2 separate regions of the Homo sapiens genome follow, and region 2 is linked to region 1. Evidence: chromatin contacts called from ENCODE Hi-C or POLR2A ChIA-PET data. All regions are on one chromosome and are shown on one strand. The core of a region is the stretch at or near the end of the contact, and the rest is flanking DNA. Distances in the headings are between cores, read along the strand shown.

Region 1 (5,738 bases), core at 1,675-4,174:
ATCGCAATACGAGCAAACTTTATGCTATTTTTACAATTTTCAGTACAAAAAAGGTGTATATATAGAAACAATAAAGTTGACACATTTGAGTACCTTTAAAGAAAAAAAAAGACTTACAGGCCAAGTGCGGTGGCTCACGCCTGTAATCTCAGCACTTTGGGAGGCCGAGGCGGGCGGATCACGAGGTCAGGAGATCGAGACCATCCTAGCTAACACAGTGAAACTTCGTCTCTACTAAAAACACAAAAAATTAGCCGGGTGTGGTGGTGGGCGCCTGTAGTCTCAGCTACTCGGGAGGCTGATGCAGGAGAATGGTGTGAAGCTGGGAGGCGGAGCTTGCAGTGAGCCAAGATAGTGCCACTGCACTCCAGCCTGGGCAACAGAGCAAGACTCCGTCTCAAAAAAAAAAAAGACTTACACAAGTCTTTGGACATATGCTTTAATTTCTCAGGCATATATGTAGGAGGGGAATGACTGGATCATATGATAGGCAGCTGTTTAATTTTTAAAATAAACTGCCAAACTGTTGTCCACAGTAGTTGTGCCATTTTGCATTTCCACCAGCAATATCTGGGAGTTCTAATTGCTCCACATCCTCACCAGCACGTGGTTTGGCCAGACTTTTGCATTTTAGCCGCTCTAGTGGGAGACTGAGAGCATATATCTCATTCTGTTTCTTTTCATTCACACAAAATCATTTTATTAAGATCTATTCATGTTGGTGTTACATTTCTAGTTCCATGTTTCTGATTACCACAAACGATTCCATGGTAGGTACCCACCTCATTTGATTAATGCATCCCCTCCCCCAGAGATGGTCCCTGAGGTCATCATCAGCTCTGTGCTCGGAAACCAAACAACTCTGACTTCTGTGAAAGTTTCCATGGTATTCGCCCCTGCAGTGAGAGCTGGTCAGAGGTCACACAGGTCTGTCAGTTAAGTGCATATAATACATTAAGGCTGCTCTCAGGAATGGCCGCACCTGCAGTGTTTGTGGGTTCCTATTTCCTCACATCATCAACAGTATTTATTATTGAATATTCTATTTTTTGGCAAATTTAGTAAGTATAAATACAATCTTGTCATTTTACTTTGCATTACTTTGATTATTAGTGAGGTTGGCATCTCTTCGCTTACTTGTTGATTTTAAAAATTTCCTTGTGCCTTTGTGACTTGCCTGCTCATAATCTTTGACCATTTTTCTACTGGGTTCCCTCTCTTTTTTTTTTTTCTTTTTTGTCTACAGGGGTTTCTTGTCTATTCCATTTACTCCCATTAGTTTAAGGCACTGCAAGCATCTTCTCTTTATCTGTTGCCGTTTACTTAAAGTATCCTTTGTGGAACCTTTATCTTTTGTGTCCTGCATAGGACATAAAAATTTAATATTGCTATAGTCAAGTTCATCCATATTTCCCCATAAGATTTGTGCTTTGGATTCTTCTTTAAGAGATCTTCCGTATCCCAAGGTCATAAATTATTCTCTTGCCTTTTCTTCCTTGGCTTCTTTTATAGTGTTATAATTTTATCTTTCCCATAATGGTTTTTTTTTTTTTTTTTTGAGACGGAGTCTCGCTCTGTTGCCCAGGCCAGAGTGCAGTGGCATGATCTTGGCTCACTGCAAGCTCCACCTCCCGGGTTCACGCCATTCTCCTGCCTCAGCCTCCCGAGTAGCTGGGACTACAGGTGCCCGCCACCACGCCCAGCTAATTTTTTTGTATTTTTAGTAGAGACGGGGTTTCACCATGTTAGCCAGGATGGTCTTGATCTCCTGACCTCGTGATCCGCCCGCCTGGGCCTCTCGAAGTGCTGGGATTACAGGCCTGACCCACGGCGCCCGGCCATATTGGTTTTTTAATCCATCCAAAATTCACCTTGTGGTCGGGCATAGCAGCTTATGCCTGTAATCCCAGCACTTCAGGACACTGAGGGAAGAGGATCATTTGAGACTGGGAGTTCGAGACTAGCCTGGGAAACATAGCAAGACCCTGTCTCTAAAAATATATACAAAAATTAGCCAGGCATTGTAGCTTGTGCCTGTAGTCCCAGCTACTCCAGAGGCTGAGCTTCTCTTGAGCCCAGGAGGTTGAGGCAGCAGTGAACCGAGATCACACCACTGCACTCCACCAGCCTGGGTGGCAGAGCGAGATTCTGTCTCAAAAAAATAAAAGTCACCTTTTGCATAGCATAAGGCAGAGATTCTAACCTTCTATTGTTTTCAAAGAGTGACCCATATTCTCATCACCATCTGATCACTTTCCATTTTATTAATATATGTAGAAAAGTCAGGCCCTCCTCATTGTGATAGAATTAAACCTCTGTGATAAACAACCTGAATTCATGATCTAAATAGTATAAGTGAGGTTTGACTAAATGGGATTATACAAGATGAAACAGGGAGACTACCGTGTGTTTCAAGTCCCCTCACTGGCTGGTTTCCTGCACTTCATGCAACTCCCTTTGTCTCTTATGACACAGGCCAAGGCTCTTGACTCTTGCCAAGTCTACCTCTGGCCTCCCCAAAGGGCCCCTCCCTCCAGATGCTGCCCCATGCAGAGTGCTCAGGCTGGGCCACTTCCTCCTTCCCTGGGCCACACTCATCTCTCTGAAGCCTGCTCGTGGGAACCTCTCCAGGCCCAACCCTTTCAATGCTTCATTAGCACTGAAATCTGTGCTGGGCCCTAAGCGTCCAGGGCTCATTACGCTTAGCCTGCTGGGACGTATGTGTGTGTGTTGGGTGGAGGCTCCTAAATATTTCCTGCTTTTGACAGTTACAAAACCTTTTCACATTCTCACTCATGAAACTTATGCAGCAGGCAGAGCAGTAAATATTTCTCCCATTGGCAAATGAGAAAACTGAGACTCTGAAGACTTTAAATCTCTTGAAATGTAGGCAATTTGCCCAAGGTCACGCGGCCAGAGAAGGAATGGCTGGGACTGAACGGCGGCTCTTCAGGTTCTAGGTCCAGTGGTCACTCAGGAAGCCACAGTCTCTCAATACAGGCCCTGGATCCGCCTTCATAATTACACGGATTGTTCCTCAAGGGCAAGGCAGGGCTTGAGCCTCCAGAAAGCACTTGCATCACCCTGGTCCAAATGAATGGCAGGCATGGTGGCCATTGCACTTGGAGCCTAGCCTCAAACTCCTCCCTTTTTGCTTGAGGCACTTACACTCTGTCTAGCCACAGAGCATGAGCCCTCTGGTAAGATGGAATATATTATTTTTTACAGCATTAATCACAGCTATATTAGACCACCCTTTGTGTGACTAGCATTTAATACCTGCCTCCTTCACAAGTTCCGTCAGGGCAAGGGCACTATCTGTCTTGTTTATAACTATATCCTATGTGCCCAGTTCTGTACTCAATACATATTTGTGGAATGCATGAATGAACGTATGAATGAATGAGTGAGAGAGAGAATGTTTTCTGTACATTCTCAGCCACTGTCTGGGCCCCTGGCTGAATGAACCAAGCACCTGTGTTAGCAATGCTGCCACATACCCGACACCTCTACCACCCAAAACTCTTAACTACAGTGCACCCCTTCCAGGGGGCACCTGCATCTGCCACACACCTTTAGGTTCAGCATGAAGGATAGTTTGCGGTCTGGCCCAGACACCAGTACTATCATAAGGATGTTTCCTCCAGCCCAAGTTTGGCCTGATCCCTGCCTGCCCTCTCCTGCTGGCCCTCCTCCTGCAACTCTGCATCCCAGGACACCCCGTGTCCAAGACCTCCCAATTAGGGCCCTCCTCTGTGCCGCCTTCTACGATCCAGCCCCATGGTCTGCAGAAAACAGACTCTCAATAGCTGATGACAAATAATGAGTTCTTTATTCCTCCTGGGAAGCCAATTTCTCATCTGTCCCATAGATCTGAATGGAAAACACAGATGATTGGTAAGTAGGAAAAAATGCTTCTCACTTCCAGCAATGTGCCCAACCCTGCCTGTGTTCAGAAATGTCAGCCATCAGAGAACAACACATCTGTGGTAAACAACATTTCTGGAATGATTGCTCTAGGAAGAAGCATGGCCCTAAGTACTCCATCGGATGTGAGCCTGGTCAGGAGAACCACTAGAATACTCTCCTAGAGCACCCAGGTCCTGCCTGAGTGAGCTTTTTGTTACATGGATAAGCCAAATATTAAAACACATATAGGAATACATAAACACACACACACACACACACACACACCCTGAATTGATTTAGTATGCAGTATGGTATGGGGCAAGGGTTTTAGAGTCAGAGAAATGTTTAAATTCTGTCTCTAGTTTATCCTAAGTAGCTTATCTGGGCAAGCTACTTCTCTGAATTTGTTTTCTCATCTATAAACTGGGGTAATAATACCTCATAAGGTCGTTGCAAGAATTGAGATAGATAAATAAAACTCCATCGATGTAGTAAAGGGCAGAGAAGCAGTGGCTGTGATTCATATCAGTCATATTTCAAAAGCTGAGTATGTAGATGTTAGGCAAATGTAGAATAAAGACGGCGGGGGAGAAATCTTGGGAGAGGTAAGGTCAAAGCAAGGTTTTGGAGAAAAGGAAGAAAATGGTTTGAAAGAGAGAAGGGAAGAGGGTGTTTGAGTCAGAAAAGAAGGCCGGGGAAGACACAGGGAGGAGGGAGGTCAGCTCTAGTCCTGGATCTAGTTGTGGTCACCGCCAAATAGTCCCAGGAGGCAGTCTTGCATTTCCTCAAGATCTTATACGGTCACTGGTTTTTTTCTTGAACTTTCCACTGAAGTAGACTTAGACCTTCTGCCCAGCAACCTGAGACTCTGGGGAGATGCCAGCATGACTTGTGGGGAGACCCCTGCCCTCGAACATACTCTCCAACCCAGCCATCATCTTACCCTGCTCAGGGACTCTATGGGATGAACGTCGTTAGTGAGGCCGGTGAGGGACACACACATTCCTAAAGCTCACTTTGGAAGGCAAGTCTCATCTTGTCTCTTGTCTTTTCATTTTAACAAGCTAGAGGGAATCTTGCTGTGCTCCGAAGTCTCTCTTGTCTGGGGGAGAAAATAATACTAAAGTGCTCACTATTCAAAATGAAATCCTTAAACACAACATGAGTGTCACCTGGAGCTCGTTTGCAATTCTGATTTCAGGGCCCCACTCGAGACCAACTGGATCAGCATCTCTGGGGGTAGGACCCAAGAATCAATGTTTTAACAGGCTCTCCAGGTGATTCTTATGCACATTGAAGTTTGAGAAGCACGGATTTAAGGAACAGTGTAGATAAGTCAGCCTCTCTTGAGTTCACTTGCTTCAGTCTAGAAAGTTTAGGTGACTTTCTAGACCTGGGAACAGGAAGTTCATTCTAACACTCAATTGTGAAAGCCATCATTTCAAAATATAGAAGATTTCTGGAGACTCCCACATGGACCAACCAGGAATAATCATAACATAAATTGAGCTTAAAAATATAGCTATTTGGACTGACCTACTTTATCAGCTTATTTGATTGCAGGCAAAAGAAATAGAATCTTGCTATCTTAAGCACAGAAGGAATTTAGGAGAAGATACAGGACTGCTTACAGAATCTGAATCAGAATCAGAAGAATCAGTCTCAGAAAAGCCAGGAACCAAGGCAGGACCTAGGTAAAGAAACTACTGGAAACTACTGGAAAATCTGGATAAGGAGCTGTTGCGGTGCTTAATTGACTATCACAGCTTTCTGGAGCGGCCTCTGCCTATCTGAGATGCAGATTCCCGAGGGAGAATCCGATTGGCCAT
Region 2 (5,738 bases), core at 2,243-4,742, 34 kb after region 1:
CAGGGAACTTCAACCTCAGTAAAATTTCTAGGGGTCCAGTGGTGTGGAGCCTGTCAAGATATTCCTTCTAAGGCAAAGGATAAGTTGCTGCATTTGGCCCCTCCTACAACCAAGAAAGAGGCACAATGCCTATTGAGCCCATGTGGATTCTGGAGGCAACACATTCCTCATTTGGGTGTGTTACTTCAGCCCATTTATTGAGTGACCCGAAGGCCACCAGTTTTAAGTAGGGTCCAGAATAGTAGAAGGCGCTGCAGCAGGTCCAGGCTGCTTTGCAAGATGCTCTGCCACTTGGGCCATATGACCCAGCAAGTCCAATGGTACTTGAGGCATCAGTGGCAGATAGGGATGCTGTTTGGAGCCTTTGGCAGGCCCCCATAGGTGAATCCCAGTGGAGGCCTCTAGGATTTTGGAGCAAGGCCATCCTCTACAGAAAACTACTCCCCTTTCAAGAGACAGCTCTTGGCCTGTTACTGGGCTTTGGTGGAAACTGAACGTTTGACTGTGGGTCATCAAGTCACCATGTGACCTGAACTGCCCATCATGAACTGGGTGCTTTCTGACCCATCTAGCCATAAAATGGGTCATGCACAGCAGCATTCCATCAGCCAATGGAAGTGGTATATATGTGATCGGGCTCGAGCAGGTCCTGAAGGCACAAGTAAGTTACATGAGGAAGTGGCTCAAATGCCCATGGTCTCCACCCCTGCCACCCTGCTTTCTCTTCCCCAGCCTGCACTGATGGCCTCATGGGGAGTTCCCTGTAATCAGTTGACAGAGGAAGAGAAGACTAGGGCCTGGTTCACAGATGGTTCTGCATGATATGCAGGCACTATCCGAAAGTGGACAGCTGCAGCACTACAGCCCCTTTCTAGGACATCCCTGAAGGATAGAGGTGAAGGGAGATCTTCCCAGTGGGCAGAAGTTCGAGCAGTGCACCTGGTTGTGCACTTTGCATGGCAGGAGAAGTGGCCAGATGTGAGATTATATACTGATTCATGGGCTGTAGCCAATGGTTTGACTGGATGGTCAGGGACTTGGAAGAAGCATGATTGGAAAATTGGTGACGAAGAAATTTGGGGAAAAGACATGTGGATGGACCTTCTGAGTGGTCAAAACCGTGAAGATATTTGCATCCCATGTGAGTGCTCACCAGTGGGTGACCTCAGCAGAGGAGGATTTTAATAATCAAGTGGATAGGATGACCCGTTCTGTGGACACCACTCAGCCTCTTTCCCCAGCCACCCCGTCATCGCCCAATGGGCCCATGAACAAAGTGGCCATGGTGGCAGGGATGGAGGTTACACATGGGGTCAGCAACATGGACTTCCAGTCACCAAAGCTGACCTGGCTACGGCCACTGCTGAGTGGCCACCAGTAGAGACCAACAGTGAGCCCTCGATATGACACTATTCCTGAGGGTGATCAGCCAGCTACCTGGTGGCAGGTTGATTATATTGGACTTCTTCCATCATGGAAAGGGCAGAGGTTTGCCCTCACTGGAATAGACATTTACTGTGGATATGCGTTTGCCTATTCTGCATGCAATGCCTCTGCCAAGACTAGCATCCGTGGGCTCACAGAATGCCTTAGCCACTGTCATGGTATTCCACACAACATTGCCTCTGACCAAGGCACTCACTTTGTGGCTAAAGAAGTGTGGCAGTGGGCTCATGCTCATGGAATTCACTGGTCTTACCATGTTCCCCATCATCCTGAAGCAACTGGATTGATAGAATGGTGGAATGGCCTTTTGAAGTCTCAATTACAATGCCAACTAGATGACAATACTTTGCAGGGCTGAGACAAAGTTCTCCAGAAGGCCCTGTATGCTCTGAATCAGCGTCCTATATATATATGGTACTGTTTCTCCCATGGCCAGGATTCATGGGTCCAAGAATCAAGGTGCAGAAGTAGAAGTGGCACCACTCACCATCACCCCTAGTGATCCACTAGCAAAATTTCTGCTTCCTGTTCCCACGACATTACATTTTGCTGGCCTAGAGGTCCTAGTTCCAGAGGGAGGAAAGCTGCCACCAGGAGATACAACAACGATTTCATTAAACTGGAAGTTAAGATTGCCACCTGGACACTTTGGGCTCCTCCTACCTTTAGGTCAACAGGCTAAGAAGGGAATTACAGTGTTGGCTGAGATGATTGACCCAGATTATCAAGTTGAAATCAGCCTACTACTCCATAACGGAGGTAAGGAAGAGTATGCATGGAATACAGGAGAACCATTAGGGCATCTCTTGATATTACCATCCTCTGTGATTAAGGTCAATAGGAAACTACAACAGCCTAATCCAGGCAGGACTACACATGGCCCAGACCTCTCAGGAATGAAGGTTTGGGTCGCTCCACCAGGGAAAAAACCACAACCTGCTGAGGTGCTTGCTGAAGGCAAAGGGAATACAGAATGGGTAGTAGAAGAAGGTGGTCATTGATACCAGCTATGACCACGTGACCAGCTGCAGAAACAGGGACTGTAATTGTCATGAGTATTTCCTCTTCCCTTCTTTTGCTAAAAATATGTTTGTCCAGGTATATGCTTGTACTAAGAAAATATCTTTATTTTATTTCCTTTTCCTTTATCATGTGACATAAGATTTATTGACTTCATATCAGCATTTAAGTATTGTTAACTTTATGTAATAGTATTTGGGTTGGGGATTGGTGCATTTATCATTGTACCAATGATAGTCGTATTATGTTAGGTATAATTATGACCTTATTATTTTCTTTATTTGAAGATTATGTGTGATCTCATGAGATGTGTATGAGTTCAAGTTGACCAGGGGTGGACTTGTGATGGTTAATGCTGAGTGTCAACTTGATTGGATTGAAGCATACAAAGTATTGTTCCTGGGCGTGTCTGTGAGGATGTTGCCAAAAGAGATTAACTTTTGAGTCAGTGGACTGGAGAAGGCAGATCTACCCTTAATCTGGTGGGCAAAATCTAATCAGCTTCTAGCAAATACAAAGCAGGCAGGAAAACATGAAAAGGAGAGACGGGCCTGGCCTCCCAGCCTACTTTCTTCCATGCTGGTTGCTTCCTGTCTTCGAACATCGGACTCCAAGTTCTTCAGTTTTGGGACTTGGACTATCTCTCCTTGCTCCTCAGCTTGCAGACAGCCTATTGTGGGACCCTGTGATCATGTAACTTAATACCTAATAAACTCCCCTTTATGTATATATGTCCTGTTAGTTCTGTCCCTCTAGAGACCCCTGACTAATACAGGTGGTCAGGAAGGTGACATTTGAATAAAAAGCATGAGTCATGTTAGTATCTGGGGAAGACTGTTCCAGGCAGAGAGGACAGCAGATGCAAAGCTCAGAGGCAGGAGCATCCCCAGCATGCCTGAAGAACAGGAAGAGGGCTGCTGTGGCTGGTTAAAATGAGGGAGGAAGAATTTAGGAGATAGTAACCCCAGACTTTTGGCTCCCGGAGCTAGTCACTAAGAAGAGGTGGGAGTGAAGCATCTAATACTCTCATCCTGAGAGGCTGCTGGGAGGAGCTGCTATTGCTAAAATCTTGAGCTTCTTGAATAAAGCGCATTGTGTTTTAGAAAGGAGAAAACTATGACTCATTCAACTGTGTAGTTAGTGACCTGCTTTTCATGAGCTCCCAGGAAACGCTCTGCACCCAAACCAAGTCAGTTCTGCTCTCCAGAGATTGTTTGATTTGTGTTATTCAAGAGAATTATTTTTCCTTCCTGTCAACTTACAAGGAAGAAATGTCTCAGCACTGGTATAGTGTCAAAGACTTAACAATTGGATATCTGGGGAAAAATACAGATAGGTACATAGACAGATAGACATAAGTTTATTGTAAACTTTACTAATATAAAGAACATGTACAACACAATTTAAAAATAATAACACACAATACTTGTATTAGGGTTCTCCAGAGAAGCAATAGGGAGATTTTGATATATAAGATGGGATTTACTGTAGGAATTGCCTCACACTCAGTTACGGAGGCTGAGAAGTCCCAAGATATGCTGTCTGCAAGCTGCAGAACCAAGAAAGCCAGTGGCGTCGTTCAGTCTGAGTCTGAAGGGCTTAGAATCAGGGTGTAACTCCAAGTCTTGAGAGCAGGGCTGGGATGTAGGGAGTAGAAATGGGGGGTGCGAGGGTGCTAGTGTAAGTCCTGGCATTTGAAGTCCTGAAAGCCAGGAGCTCTGATGTCTAAGGGCGGGAGAAGGTGATGTTTCAGCTCAAGAAGAGAAGGAGAATTTGCTCCTCTTCTTTCTTTTTGTTTTCTTGAGGAGGGCTCTCAGTGGATTGGGTGATGTCTACCACACTGGTGAAAGTGAATCGTTTTTACTCCATCTAAGAATTTACATGTTCATCTCTTCCAGAAGCACCCTCACAGACACACCCAGAAAAAATGATTTGCCAGCTATCTGGGTATCACTACACCCAGTCACTTTGACACATAAAATTACCCATCGTAATACCATTTACGGTAAATTTTATACAGCCAAGTGAGACTCACAAAAGGCTTTCATTGATTGCTGCTGAAACTTTGAATATGTAGCCAATCTATGTGAGCAGCTGACAAACAGCTGGAGCTCTGGCATGAATGTTGGTTGATATTTTCATTTAAGTGAATACGTAAGACAGAAGTGAAACAATAAAGGTATGTAGGAAGTTTACTCTTTCATCAATGATATGCAGCTTCTTTGCAGAATTGGGTAATAGTTTTTGAGTACTAGAAGAATACTTCCTCAACTTTTTGTGCTATTCACCATGTAATGGCATGGACAAAACATACTGTTAAATTTAATCTGCATTATTAATATTTTTCCATCATGTTCTTAAGTCAAGATACCAGCAAAACAATGAATCACCCTCAGGTTTCTAGCACTTGTCCATTTCCGTAGTGTAAATACTCACACCACAACTGATGTCACATGACCAACACGACATCACTGAATGCAGCTGAGAAGAGATGGACACCATTCTGCAGTGTCTCCGTCTGCCATGTAGCTACCATAGCTGCTAATAACCTCAAGAGTATGTGTAATGGTAGAATATAGTAAAATAATCTGGAAGCAATGAGTTTTGAGTATTCGTTTCCTTTTCATTTTTTAATTAATTAATTTACTCACCTACTTTGAGAGATGGGGTCTTGCTATATTGCCCGAACTCCTAGGTGCAAATGATCCTCCCGCCTCAGCCTCTACCGAGTTAATGGGGACTACATGCATGCCTTTGTTTCCTTTTTGAGGATATAATTTATTTAATTATAAATCCATAAAATTTAATTTTAATAATGGCTGTATTTAACAACTGACCCACAAAACTTCTAAAATTTTAACAATTGTCTCTCTTGAGCTGGTTGTAAACCAGCTCCAGTGCACCCCTGTGTCTTAGTGGTGTCCTGTCCTGTCTTCACAGCTGATTTTGAAGTTTCAGGCTCTTTGCCTCTTTCATCCTTTCTAAAGGCAGTGGTGTGAAATAGACAATTAAGGCCTAGGAGGGATCCACAACAGTACCTCATCTAGATACCAGAGCATCACAGAAGACTTAGCAATGTAGCACAGACACATGAATACTTAAATTCTGACCTATTGCTAGTAATAGGTATACACATAGCACATCAATGATGCTGGAACAGATTGAAGAGGTCACTTTAATTCAGCCTCTCACCCTCCTTAATAAATGCCCTCCTTCTGTAACCCCATCATACAATCTGTTATTAACCTATACAGAATAATTTTTAAAAATGG

The links. Hi-C counts contacts between places; a loop is a spot of excess contacts on that map. ChIA-PET counts read pairs that join two places held with the same protein, here RNA polymerase II (POLR2A). Pooled maps may share reads with other maps.
Region 2: a loop to region 1 is called in a pooled map, with 2.4 times the contacts of the local background. The contact joins two enhancer-like sites. A Hi-C loop is called at or near these places in 2 of 168 maps with a recorded cell type or tissue (PC-9 and ovary), 1 of 37 single-sample maps with no recorded cell type and 1 of 50 pooled maps. POLR2A ChIA-PET finds 5 or more read pairs at or near these places in 1 of 52 experiments (activated CD4-positive, alpha-beta T cell).

Annotation. Positions count from the first base shown.
Region 1 is chr3:193,891,692-193,897,429 of GRCh38, forward strand. No RefSeq gene overlaps it. Among named protein-coding and RNA genes, the nearest start is that of LINC02038, 51 kb to the left of the region's middle. Within about 2 kb of position 2,925, at least 10 of the 41 ENCODE cell types and tissues checked have a DNase peak (open chromatin) inside an H3K27ac peak, as active enhancers do.
Region 2 is chr3:193,925,544-193,931,281 of GRCh38, forward strand. LOC105374287 (a long non-coding RNA gene) reads right to left here. Exons shown (of 2, transcript XR_007096293.1): 2 at 3,810-5,738. Among named protein-coding and RNA genes, the nearest start is that of LINC02026, 75 kb to the right of the region's middle. Within about 2 kb of position 3,493, at least 4 of the 41 ENCODE cell types and tissues checked have a DNase peak (open chromatin) inside an H3K27ac peak, as active enhancers do.